Linked DNA regions of Homo sapiens: region 1 is linked to region 2. Evidence: chromatin contacts called from ENCODE Hi-C data. All regions are on one chromosome and are shown on one strand. Each heading gives the region's core, a stretch centred on a gene start or an enhancer-like site at or near the end of the contact. The rest is flanking DNA. Distances are from core to core; before and after follow the strand shown.

The links. Hi-C counts contacts between places; a loop is a spot of excess contacts on that map. Pooled maps may share reads with other maps.
Region 1: a map with no recorded cell type shows a loop between it and region 2 (5-fold over the local background). The contact joins two enhancer-like sites. A Hi-C loop is called at or near these places in 4 of 37 single-sample maps with no recorded cell type and 4 of 50 pooled maps.

What each region holds. Positions count from the first base shown.
Region 1 is chr15:52,657,434-52,663,249 of GRCh38, reverse strand. All of the region lies in intron 2 of ATOSA (atos homolog A), which reads left to right. Among named protein-coding and RNA genes, the nearest start is that of ATOSA, 19 kb to the left of the region's middle. RefSeq lists an enhancer at 3,978-4,167. Within about 2 kb of position 2,794, at least 2 of the 41 ENCODE cell types and tissues checked have a DNase peak (open chromatin) inside an H3K27ac peak, as active enhancers do.
Region 2 is chr15:52,461,974-52,468,488 of GRCh38, reverse strand. The region is part of intron 1 of MYO5A (myosin VA); the gene reads left to right. Among named protein-coding and RNA genes, the nearest start is that of MYO5A, 64 kb to the left of the region's middle. RefSeq lists enhancers at 2,037-2,326, 1,971-2,726. Within about 2 kb of position 3,833, at least 6 of the 41 ENCODE cell types and tissues checked have a DNase peak (open chromatin) inside an H3K27ac peak, as active enhancers do.

The DNA of each region.
Region 1 (5,816 bases), core at 1,545-4,044, 200 kb before region 2:
ATCCTTCAAAAACTGTTATGATTTGGATAGATAAAAATTTAGAGATTGGGGCAGGGAAGGGAATGGAAGGAAGGACATTCTGATCAGAGGGAATGAGTTAAGGTGTGAAGATAGGATTCCATTGTTTAACGGTCGGCAGATAGACTAATGTGAATGGGAAGGGTTGCTTTGGAATAGGGAGAGATTAGAGTTTTAAATGTTAAGCTAAAAGGAGTTTGAGCCTCATTCATTTGCTAGTATCAGACAGTCTTAAAATCAGTTTTTAGCTCTCAAAATTACATTATCGCCCGCTGTTATAAAAATTACCCAACATGCATCTACTGTTAGCTAATTCTTTTTCTTCTCCATTTATTTTTCCCTTTGCCACCATTCTTTGTTTATAATATATGAAGGATTTGTGTTTTATTTTACAAAAATTCTTGGGAATATTAACATGGTACACAATACTAATAATACTATGTCTTTTTTTTTTTTTTTTTTGAGACGGAGTCTTGCTCTGTCGCTCAGGCTGGAGTGCAGTGGCTCGATCTCAGCTCACTGCAAGCTCCGCCTCCCGGGTTCACGCCATTCTCCTGCCTCAGCCTCCCGAGCAGCTGGGACTACAGGCACCCGCCACCGTGCCCTGCTAATTTTTTGTATTTTTAGTAGAGACGGGGTTTCACTGTGTTAGCCAGGATGGTCTCGATCTCCTGACCTTGTGATCCGCCCTCCTTGGCCTCCCAAAGTGCTGGGATTACAGGCTTGAGCCACCGTGCCCGGCCCTATGTCTGTTGTTTTATAATACTCTTTTTGTCAGAGTAGTAAGCTGCACTATTTATTTTGAAATAGCTGTGTGTTAAAACAAATGGAAGAAAAATACAGAGTAAAACTGGAGATTCCATTTTTCATTCCAGATAATTGCTGGCAGAAGTTTGAATTCTATGGGATTAGAGGCTTTCATACCCTTCAGTTTCATGTAAGGTCTGAGAATGCAGGGAGTCCCCATGATACTAATAAGCTTTCCTAGCTGTGTTAAGAGTAGAGATGTATCTTCTTCTCTCTCCAACCAGATAAACACTTTCACACTAAAGCTTTAAAAAAAAATGGTGGTCATAAGAGTGAGGTTTGTTCAGTATATTGTGGTAGAGCACTAAGAAGCAATCTCAGTTTCCTAGTCTTGGTTTGCCACTATCTGTGTGAATAATCACCAACCTCTTTGACTACCAGTTGCCTCATCTGTTAAGAGATTAGATTCGATAATTTTGGAGGTTCCTTCTGGGTCTAAGATTTGATCATTCATTACTCCTTTTTTTTGCTGTTTTTTTTTTTTTTTTTTTTTGGCCTGGCTTGTAAGATTTCTGCTGGCATAACTCCTTTCTTAAATATTGTTTATCTAAGCATGTGTGTCCTTCTTAAGTTGGCATACTAACTATTCAGAAATTGAAGTAAAGAACATACCTATGCCTTTGAATAATTATTGTGTTGATTGAATGCTGGTTCTGCAGGCACACTTCTGTGGTCCAGGAGGTCGTAGCCTAACCATGGCCTGTACCTTTTGTTGTAGCTTATGGTGCAGAATTGAGGTATTTACCAGGGTACTCTAAGTTGCTAACAACAACAAAACAACAACATTCAGGTTACACAGTGGTACATATTAAATCCACTTTAAAAAGCTGAGGGCGTGAAAATAATTTTGTTATTCTGAAATTACAAAATCACTCTGTCACTAGAAACCACAGTTGGAAAGATCTTTAGAGTGTGTGAGTTTCTTTCATTTTTACAGTTGAGAAAATGTAAGACCCAGAGAAAAGCAACCTGTCCAACTAAAAAAGTAAAACTCAAATTCCCTGCTAGTTGCTGGAATATTTTCTGTATTTTGTATTACTTCATGCCTCTAGCAGAGCACAATTGCCTCTAGGTTCTGGCACCAGAAATGAAATAATGATCATCTGGCTTTTATCAGGAAACTGGAAAGAAACAGGCTAGGTGATTATATTTTGACATTGTTCTCAAAGTAATACATAGATACTCTTAGAAGTAAGTCGAATGGTAATAAGTAGACTCAAAGTAAATAAGACATTTCATCCTTGAAACTAGGAAGCTGAGAAAGAGATGGATATAAAGAAATAAGAAATTAGAGATAATTGTCAAATTAAATCAGGAAATGGTATAAACTAATTATTTAGAAATATAGAGGACAATTTTTTTCTTTAGTTTCAATGTGTAAAAAATGAGGCTAGTGATAATACCTACTTAAAGGGCTACTGTAATGAGGAAATGAGATAATCCATATAAGGTGCTTAGAAAATAGTATTTAGGCCAGGCACAGTGGCTCACGCCTGTAATCCCGGTACTTTGGGAGACCAAGGCGGGTGGATCACCTGAGGTTGGGAGTTTGAGACCAGCCTTACCAACAAGAAGAAACCCCATCTCTACTAAAAATATAAAAAAATTAGCTGGGATTGGTGGCCCATGCTTGTAATCCCAGCTCCTCAGGAGGCTGAGGCAGGAGAATTGCTTGAACCCGGGAGGCGGATGTTGCAGTGAGCCAACATCGAGCCATTGCACTCCAGCCTAGGCAAAAAAAGCGAAACTCTGTCTCAAAAAAGAAAAGAAAATAGTATTTGATTCTGAATAAATACTCAATAAATTTGCCTGTTGTTATTGTTAATAAATTAGCATTTCTTCAGTGCGTAAGATAAACACATTCCAAGTGCGCTGAAGGAAATATACGAAGGCTAAGAGAGTGACTAAGTGAGAGCAAGGAGAAGTCCTCTTTGGTTAGGTAAGGCCCCTGAGAAAATGAGCAGAGGATGAGAAGGCACCAGCTGTGTAAGGGGAAAGAACATCCCAGGCCAAAGGTATATGTGCAAAGGTTCTGAATTTAGAAAGAGTCTGGCATGCTTTAGGAACTGAAAGAAGGCCAGGTACTATATGATAGTTTGTGCTTCCCTCATTTCTTCATATTATACTGTCTCCTTCACTAGAATAATTGTTCTTCAAGGGTGGTGATGACATCTGACTTCTTCCCAGCTGTTTTCCTCATACCTGTCACAGGTTGGCACAGAATTAGTATTTATTAGATGCTTGATAAAAAATTAAGCGCCTGTTGCTTGCTCAACAACTACTATGTAAGTTCTAAGATATCATAATTTTATTTTTGGGCTTATATCAGTGAGTTTCATGAAATACAAAATTCACGCTTAAAAAATTTAACATATTTAACTGTTTTATATCTCTAACTGTACCATTAAGTTCAAACTACTTTGATGGGCTGGGTTAAATGCTACATAGGATGATCCTGGTTTATGCCTGTTGTCCTGTGTCCAATCCTATTTCACAATGGTCTCCTTTCACTCTAAGTGTGTTACCACTGTTTGGATCATGAATTTTACTTTTTTATTTTTTTAATATATATTTTTTTCTTTTTAGAGACAGGTCTTGCTATGTTGGCCAAGATGGTCTTGAACTCCTGGCCTCAAGCAAACCTCCCACCTCAGTGGGCAATGAATTTTATGATAACCCTAATAGTCATTTTACTGTTCTGCTAGTGCACTCAAGTCTTGTCTTTCATTAACTGGTATTTCATTCTGTACTTAGATAGCTTAAATATAGATTAAAATAGCTCATTTGCCCCAGCTGTGTTTTGTAGGATATTGCATCTAATATTTTGTAATTTACATGGGTCCTTGTATGAAATCAAGGGATTGACAACATGGGATGCTTGTTTTGATTTAGTACAAAACACTTGGATTTTGTTTTAGAAATGCTCTATTTCTAAAATGTTTCTACCAAACACCCATATTTTGACAAAATGTTCTTTTTCAAAGTGATAGGAATTCTTATGAATATTTCCTTCTGCAATAAACAGTTGTGATTATATAGTCATATTGGTTAAATATGACAACATTTTAGAATTTAACTGTTAGAAATAGTAAAACCTTAGACATCTGGACCATTCTCCCTCTCTTGTTCACTGAAACAAGTATAACCAAGCACTTTCAATGTGCCTGGCACATATGTGCTAGAAGTACTGTGATGAGCAAGAACTAACATGGCCTCTGCCCTCAGAAACTTGTGGTTTGAAAAAAACAAGAAACAAAAAACAAAGTCCTTTCTTCCTGGGGCAACAGGTGAATCAGAAGCTGAGGTTACCCTATGATGTTTTAGAAGAGCTGGGGGTTGGGGGTAGGGGAGCTGGCCCAGAGGAGTAAGAGAGTATCAGATGGCCCGTACAAACTTACAGAAATTGTACACTCTACTATCCCTTTCTTTTTTTGTTTTTTGAGACAGGTTCTTGCCCTGTTGCCCAGGCTGGAGTACAGTGGCTTAATCGTGGCTCACTGCAACCTCCAGTTCCTAGGCTCAAGCAATCCTTCTGCCTCAGTCCCTGAGAAGCTGGTACTACAGGTGTGCATCACCATGCCCAGCTGATTTTTAACTTTTTTTTTTTTTTTTTTTTTTTTTTTGTAGAAACGAGGTCTCACTCTGTTGCTCAGCCTGGTCTTAAACTCATGTCCTCAAGCAATCTTCCTGTATCAGCCTCCTAAAGTCTGGAATTACAAGCATGAGCCACCATGCCTGGCCTCCACTATCCCTTTCTGTTTGTGGTGGTCTCCTATATTTTGAGTTTGAATGGGAAGGGAGCATGCATGTTTGATGGTTTGTTTTGTTTTTGTGAATGAAGAATGAAAATTTATTCCCATTAAGTGCGAGCTTCAATTGAGGCACTCAGTTTATGAGGTCTTACTGATGTTTCCTCTCTTAGGTGCTGTAGTTAAAATCTTGCTGGTCTAAAATGGTGAAAACTATTGAGGTATTCAAATGATAAGTACTTTATAAACTGAAATTGCATTGAAAACGGAGAGCTCTTGACAGAAAGGTTGACTCTAGCATTTATATAAGGAAAAAGACAACTATTATCTCCCTCTACACAGAAAGCTATATTCAGTAGTTATAGGATTTGTACATTGTGAATCCTTAGGGATCTCTAAACATCTGTGTCTTTAGAAGTAGTGTCACCTCTAGTAAAAGAGGGCCAGTAGAATTGAGTGGTGGCAGCCTGTGATGTATATGAATTTTGGCTGTACGTCTCTAGCGACTATTTTCTCCAACTCTATTTAGTAAAATTCTACCTAATTTCAGCTATTGTGCTTCCAAAGTCCATGTTTGTTGAATATGATATGGTAAAAACCAATATCTATTTGGAGACAGTGGAGGGGATGGTAGTAATTGAGAGACAGTGTCAGATGGAGCAGTGACTTTACAATTTTTTTGACTGCAATCCACAATTAGACATTTCACATTGCTCCCCCATGACAACATCCCTATCGACCCCTGCCCAAAAACAAGTTATTTACCAATCTTGCTATAAGCAATGATGACTGATTTTTTCTTTTTTCTACTTTATTTAAAAAGAAAATTATAGTCTCAACTCTTTATATTAATTTTACACACATTAATTCTACAGATTGTTTTAGCACTTAGAACTAAAAGTGTTCAAGATTTGATTTTGTTACCTTCTCTGTGTAAGCTAAAGTTGCTGACTTTTCTGAGTTTCCATTTTATTGATTAAAACTGGGATAGTAATAGTATTTTACACCATTTTATAACTTTATTAGAATGACATAATCTGAGTGAAGTGGTTGTGCCAGGCACTTACTAAACACACAGTCAATGAGTATGTTCTCTCCGAAGTTTGTTAGCTTAGGGAATTGGGAGGATGCCACTGATAATAATGGTGACTCTTATTCAGAGGAAAACTAATTCAGTTTTAGACATGCTAGAGTTTGAGGTAGCCAAAAGAGTTTAGTCATATCACTTGGAAGCAAACCAAT
Region 2 (6,515 bases), core at 2,584-5,083:
ACGGGGTCTCACCGTCTTGCCCAAGCTGGGCTTGAACTCCTGGGCTCAAGCAGTACTCCCACCTCAGCCTCTCAAAATGCTGGGATTATAGATATTAGCCATTGTACCTGGCCTAATACTGTATTTTAAATTTGCATTTGCTTAATTATTAGTGAGACTGCACATCTTTTTAATTTTTTATTTTTCTGAGACAGGATCTCATTCTGTCACCCAGGCTGGTGTACAGTGGTGTGACCTCGGCTCACTGCAGCCTCTGCCTTCCCAGCTCGGGTGATCCTCCCGAATAGTTGGGACAATTTTGTCTAGAGATGAGGTCTCACTGTATTGCCCAGGCTGGTCTCCAACTCCTAGGCTCAAGCAATCCTCATGCCTCAGCTTCTCAAAGTGCTGGGATTACAGACATGAGCCACTGCACCTGGTCCATCTTTTCTTTGTTTAACTTTTTAAATGGTGCTTCTGTTCGCTACCTGTTTTTTTCTTTTGCCTATTTGCTACTAGGTTGTTTATCTTTTTCTTATTAATTCGCTGATATGTGAGGTTTTGTTTTATGAAGCTTAATCTTGCTGGACATAAAATTATTGGCTGCTAGGTTTTTCTTTTTTCTTTCATCACTTTGAAAATGCCATCCCATTCTCTTCTGGCCTGTGAGAGTTCTGCTGAGAAGTGTGCCATTAGTCTGATGGGGTTTCCTTTATAGGCAACTAAGTGTGCTTTTCTCTTGCCGATTTAAAATTTTTTTCCTTCACTTTGACTTTAGACAGTCTGATGATAATATGCTGTGGTGAAGTTTTTTTTGCAGTTTATTTTCCTGGGGATTGCTGGGCCTCCTGTAGCTGGATGTCTAAATCTCTTTCTTGACTTGGGAAATTTTCATCAATTATTTCCTTAAATAGGTTTTCAGAACTTTTTGCATTTTCTTCCTCCTTGAGAATACCAATAATTCGTAAGCTTGGTTGCCTTATGTAGACCCTAATATCTTGATGTCTTTATTCATTCTTTTTTCCTCACTTTTGTCTGATTATGTTATTTCAAAAGACTTGTCTTCAAGTTTTGAGATTCTTTTTTTCTGCTTAGTCTAGTCTATTTTTGAAGCATTTCAAATGTATTTTGTAATTCCTTCAATAATTTTTCAGACCCAGAATTTCTGTTTGTTTTTGAAATCTGTCTCCTGTAAATTCCTCATGTGCATCCTAAATTGATTTTCTGATTTTCTTTATATTAGTTTGCAGATTTCTCTTGCATCTCATTGAGCTTCTTTAAAATCAATACTTTGAATTATTTATCGACATTTCAAGGATTTTTGTTCTGCTTAGGATCTATTGCCAAATAATTATTTTGTTCCTTTGAGGGCGCCATAATACCTTGCTTTTTCATACTTCCTATATGTTGATTTCTGTGTATCTGAAGATGTGACTATGATGCTGATTGGGTAGGGCCATTTGTCTGCATGAAGTGACAAAGACTTTGTATGATTTCCTTGGATATACATAGCCTTAATGCGGTAGCTTTCTTGAATGCTGGTTGTAGTGGCGTACCAGGCAGTGAGCAGACACACAACCTCCTGTGCAGCTGTGATGTCATGGGTGATAGGGGCAGTAGTTGTGAGAAGCTCTTCTCTTTCTCAAGTGCTGTGCTCTTGTGTTAATTGTTGCAGTGGGCTCTTCAGGCTGTCCCAGAAGGTGGATTGGGCCATGGAACCCCCAGGGGCCTGGATCCTGCACCCTATCTTGGAGTGGGGGGCAAAGCTGGAATGGAGCTAAGTTAGCTAGGCCTGCACTCAGACCACCTACCCTGATGGGAGTGGCTACCTACCCTGATTTAGGCCTCTGGTAAAATACCTGGGTTAGGGCTGACCACTGTTATGCTGATGTCTCAGCCTGGGAAGGGAGGGTGGTTCTAGCTTCACAGCCTTGGCTGGCAGACATGGGACCTGCTTCCCTCTTACACCCCAGTCTTGGCAAGGTTCATGCCCCCATCTCAACTATGTTAGCCAGTCTGGCTGTTCACTTAGTCACTACAGTTTGCTTCTCGTCTGCAGTGCAGTCTTGGGCTATAGGAGTCACTGTGCAGCTCAATACTACACCTCTCTGGCACTTCTCCTCCTCTGGTCCATGGGTGGGGTTGGGGGGAGCCCAGTTTCAGCACCAGCAGCTGGAGCCCATACCACACTCATTTCTCAGTTCTGGCTGTGGGAGCCCCTCCCACAGGTTTCAGTTCCCCAAGCCCCAGCCTGAGTCTCTCTACTGCCAAAGACTGCTGCTGCTGTGGCTAGCTCCCAGGCGTGTGAGGTGCAGCTTGCTAAGTAAGAGCTAGGAAAGAGAATAGGGTCCTGCTGTAGGTGTCCAGTCTGAAGGAATGCCTGGGATACTTCCTCAAGCAGTTCCTTCTCACAGTCTCCTGGCTGCTCCGCATGTTAGATCTAGGGCTTAGAAGGGGCAAGGTACTTTCCTGTGGTCTGGATTGCTCGATTCCCTAGTGGGAAAGTGGACCACAGAGAGATATGTACCCTTTTCCATATTGGGGATTCACTCCTGGTTTTTGGCCGGTCCTGGCCATACGGGCTACCTACCTTCCTTCTTCTCAGATTTTGGAGTTTCTTTTTGCTTTTCTGTTGGACTCATTGCTTTTCATGTCAAACATATTATCATGGATAATATGTTCAAAGTATGATTGTCTACACACTATTTTGGTTCTTCTGAGTTTATGAAGTGTGCTAGAAAAGCCTCTAGTCAGCCATCTTGGGCGAAAAAAATCTCAAGATGTATCTTTTTCTTAATGATTTGTAAGAGTTCTTTTTAAAAGTCTTTTTAAATTTATTCTATTTATTTTCTAGAGACAGGGTCTTGCTCTGTTGCTCAGGCTGGAGTGCAGTGGCATGATCATAGCGCACTATACTTTCGAATTCCTGAATTCAAGCAATCCTCCTGCCCTAGCCTCCCAAGTAGCTGGGACTACAGGCAAAAGTTCTTTATACATTAAGGGACTTTGCTTTTTTACAAATATATTTTTGGTCACCCTGTATTTTGGGTTTGTTTATGATGTATTTTGGCACCCAGAAGTTTTTTATTTTTCTGAAAAATATTTTATACCAACCATTCTTTCAAAATTATAAAACCTAGATCAACTTTCATAGCTGCTTTTCTCGGCTAAAATTAAGCTAAAAGGACACTTAATAAAAGGGGCAAGGATAGGGGATCATGGGAGGAGTTAATAAGAAAGCATCATGCAGCCCAAAGTTTAACACTTCCACTTAAAGATGCAGGCCAACAGGGCTTTTTTGCTTAAGGTGTCTCAGCCAGCAGCAAGATGGCCTACTCATTTGCCCTCTCAAAGCCAGCTCATTATAGAATTCCGTAATAATCTTGCCCTGACCTTACTACCAAGGCTGCTGTTTCCAGGTCAAGAATCTCCCTTCTAGTGCTCATCATTAATGAGGTAATACCAGTGAAATGTCCCTCCTTGCCCCTGCCCTTAGGTAAAGCTGACTCCCAGTGTGGCCAATACAGTCTCTATTTGCCTAATATGGATGACATTTTGGAAGCAATTATGTGTATATTAGATAAATCCTGTCTACAGGCTAAATGTGAGTGACAGTCATATATACATAACTAGGAAAACGACTAATCATAAGCAGGAGTTGTACAAGATGTGCTTTTGTTTATGATTAAAAGACTGCTGATTAGAACTAGGGTGTTGGAAACATCTGGTCATTCATTACTCTGCTTAAAAGCCTGTGATGAATCCCTGTCTCATGCAGTATATAGGCCAAACTGCCTACCATGGCACATGAGGTCTTTCACATCCTGCTCCTAACCTATTTTTTCAGTCAGCTAAACACTATGCTAAGCACTTTCATTTCACACATATTTATTGAGTACCTGCTAGTTACCAAACATTGTTCTAGGTTTCGGTGTTCGTTGTCCCTGCCCTCACAGGCTTTCTGGCTAGTTAGGGACACAAAGAATCCCACATAACCAAAACAATCTATAGAGTAGTCAGGGTGGACTTTTTCTGAGAAAAACGCATATATAAACTGAGACCAGAAGAGTGAGAAGGAACTAGTCCTAAGAAGAGATGGGAAATGAGGGGAAGGTGTTCTAGGCAGTGGGTACAGCAATGGCATTGAACTTGTAGTTTGGGTGTTCTAGGAACAACAGAAGGCTGGCACAGCCAGAGCTCAGGGGAAGGGAGAAGACCCCAGTGAGTTGCTGTTAAACCTGTGGGTAGGGGCCAGATCACATAGTACATCGTAGAGTATAGTAAAGGAATTCAGATGCAGCACAATGAGGTACCTGAATCGGGGTTTGGCCTGGGGTTGGGCTGGCGACAAAACTGTGTAGTGGTTTTAAGCCTTATCTAATTTATCTGCATCACAACTCTCTGAGGCAGGTATTACTAATAACCAGTTTTATGGATGAGAATCCTGAGGAAGAAAGTTGGGTAATTGTTCAAGGTCACACAGTTGGAAAGTATTGGAGCTTCTGGATCTGTCTAACTCCAGAGCCCATGTTCTCAAATGTAATTGTATATACAGTCTAATTGGTTTATTTTGTAAGTAAGGGAATTGAGATTCAGAAAAATTAAAAATAAACTAGAATGATTAAGAGGATGTGAGGCACTGTTTAAAAAATTTATGCTCTTCTTCCATCTGGAAAGATGAAGAATGAACTTTTGATCTGGTGGAAGCTTCTAACACTATGAGGCACCTGAAGAGGGCAATGCTGACTTATTCACTACAAAAATAGCTTAGGCATCTTTTGAAGCTTCAGATAAGTAATTCACAGGTCAAATAAAAGGAAGTGCTTTTGATACAGTTGGTAGCTGATTATTTCAGATACAGATTAACAATGTTTCCAGTAGCTTTTAGGAAATCTGTAGAACAAGTTAGCAAAACAGAAAACCTCTTCTGTATAAAGCATACTAAAATACTGATGAAAATGTCTGTAAGAGAAGTTTAAATAACTAAGAAAATGAGGAAAAAATGAGTACAGGGAAAATGAAATTTTATAATAATAAAAAAAGAAAGCAATTTTAGTTGTAAGTTTTATAATATTTAAACATTTTAGTTTTATATGTCTTAAGAAATACTTAACTCATGGATGACGTTTTTTAATATAACTGAAAAGCCACTATAGAGGGGTAAAGGAAATAATATCCTTTCTTAGTTTTTACAGACAGAATGAAATTCTTATTTCTAGAGAAGTCCATCTTGATGAAGAAAGTGTGGTCAAGTCACTGCCAGGATGCCGGCTTGACATCTGGGGAAAAGGCTGAGGCACAAGTTCTTTTAGAGTCTTTGTTTGCTTATGCTGCATTTTTCTCTCAAAATACCCTCTCAGCGTATACAGTTGGAGTACCTGTCACTCAAGAAAAAATGTCCTTTAGTTCATGAGATTTTTACAACCTAAAATAGACTGACAATCAATTTTGATCTTTCTGTTATGATTCCCATTGTCCTGTCAGTTTCTCTCAGTCATACTGAGAACCCGACCACCCAATTTGGATGATTTTCTCTATCAGTTCAATCATACCACTTAACATCTTAGGGCTGTCAGATTTAAGGGAAGCAAAGTGTACTCTTGATCTCTCTAGATGTTTGGAAATTACTGAATGAGAATTTCATAACCTTTTTTTTTTTTTTCCAAGACGGATTCTCGCTGTCGCCCAGGATGGAGTGCAGTGGCACAATCTTGGCTCACAGCAACCTCCACCTCCAGGGTTCAAGAGATTATCCTGCCTCAGCCTCCAGAGTAGCTGGGACTACAGGTGTGTGCCACCGTGCCCGGCCAATTTTTGTATTTTTAGTAGAGATGGGGTTTCACCATGTTGGCCAGGCTGGTCTGGAACTCTTGACCTCAGGCAATCTGCCCACCTTGGCCTCCGAAAGTGCTGGGATTATAGGCGTGAGCCACTGTGCCTGGCCGATAACCTTAATATCTAATTATTTGTGCTGCTTCGTTCTCTAGTAATTGTCTTATCATGATCAAGGTGCAAGCATGGCCAGCAGCTGGCTTGGGTCTAATGCCACTTCTGTGTTCTTTTCTTCCTTGAGGATTTCTCTCGGTGATCTTTTTGGTACTTAGTATGCATACAGTTGTGCTTTCAAGATATCAGATGAACACTGCAGCCTTGTATTATTCGCCTAACCTGTAGTATATATTTAAAAATATTAATGCCACAAAGTAGAAATTGTGGGTTTTGATCAAACCTTTTTTTTTTTTTTGAGACAGAGTCTCGCTCTGTCGCCCAGGCTGGAGTGCAGTGGCACAATCTCGGCTCACTGCAAGCTCTGCCTCCTGGGTTCACGCCATTCTCCTGCCTCAGCCTCCTGAGTAGCTGGGACTACAGGCGCCTGCCACCATGCCTGGCTAATTTTTTTGTATTTTTTTAGTAGAGACGGGGTTTCAGTGTGTTAGTTGGGATGGTCTCCATCTCCTGACCTCGTGATCCGCCCACCTCGGCCTCCCAAAGTGCTGGGATTACAGGCATGAGCCACTGCGCCTGGCCCAAACTTT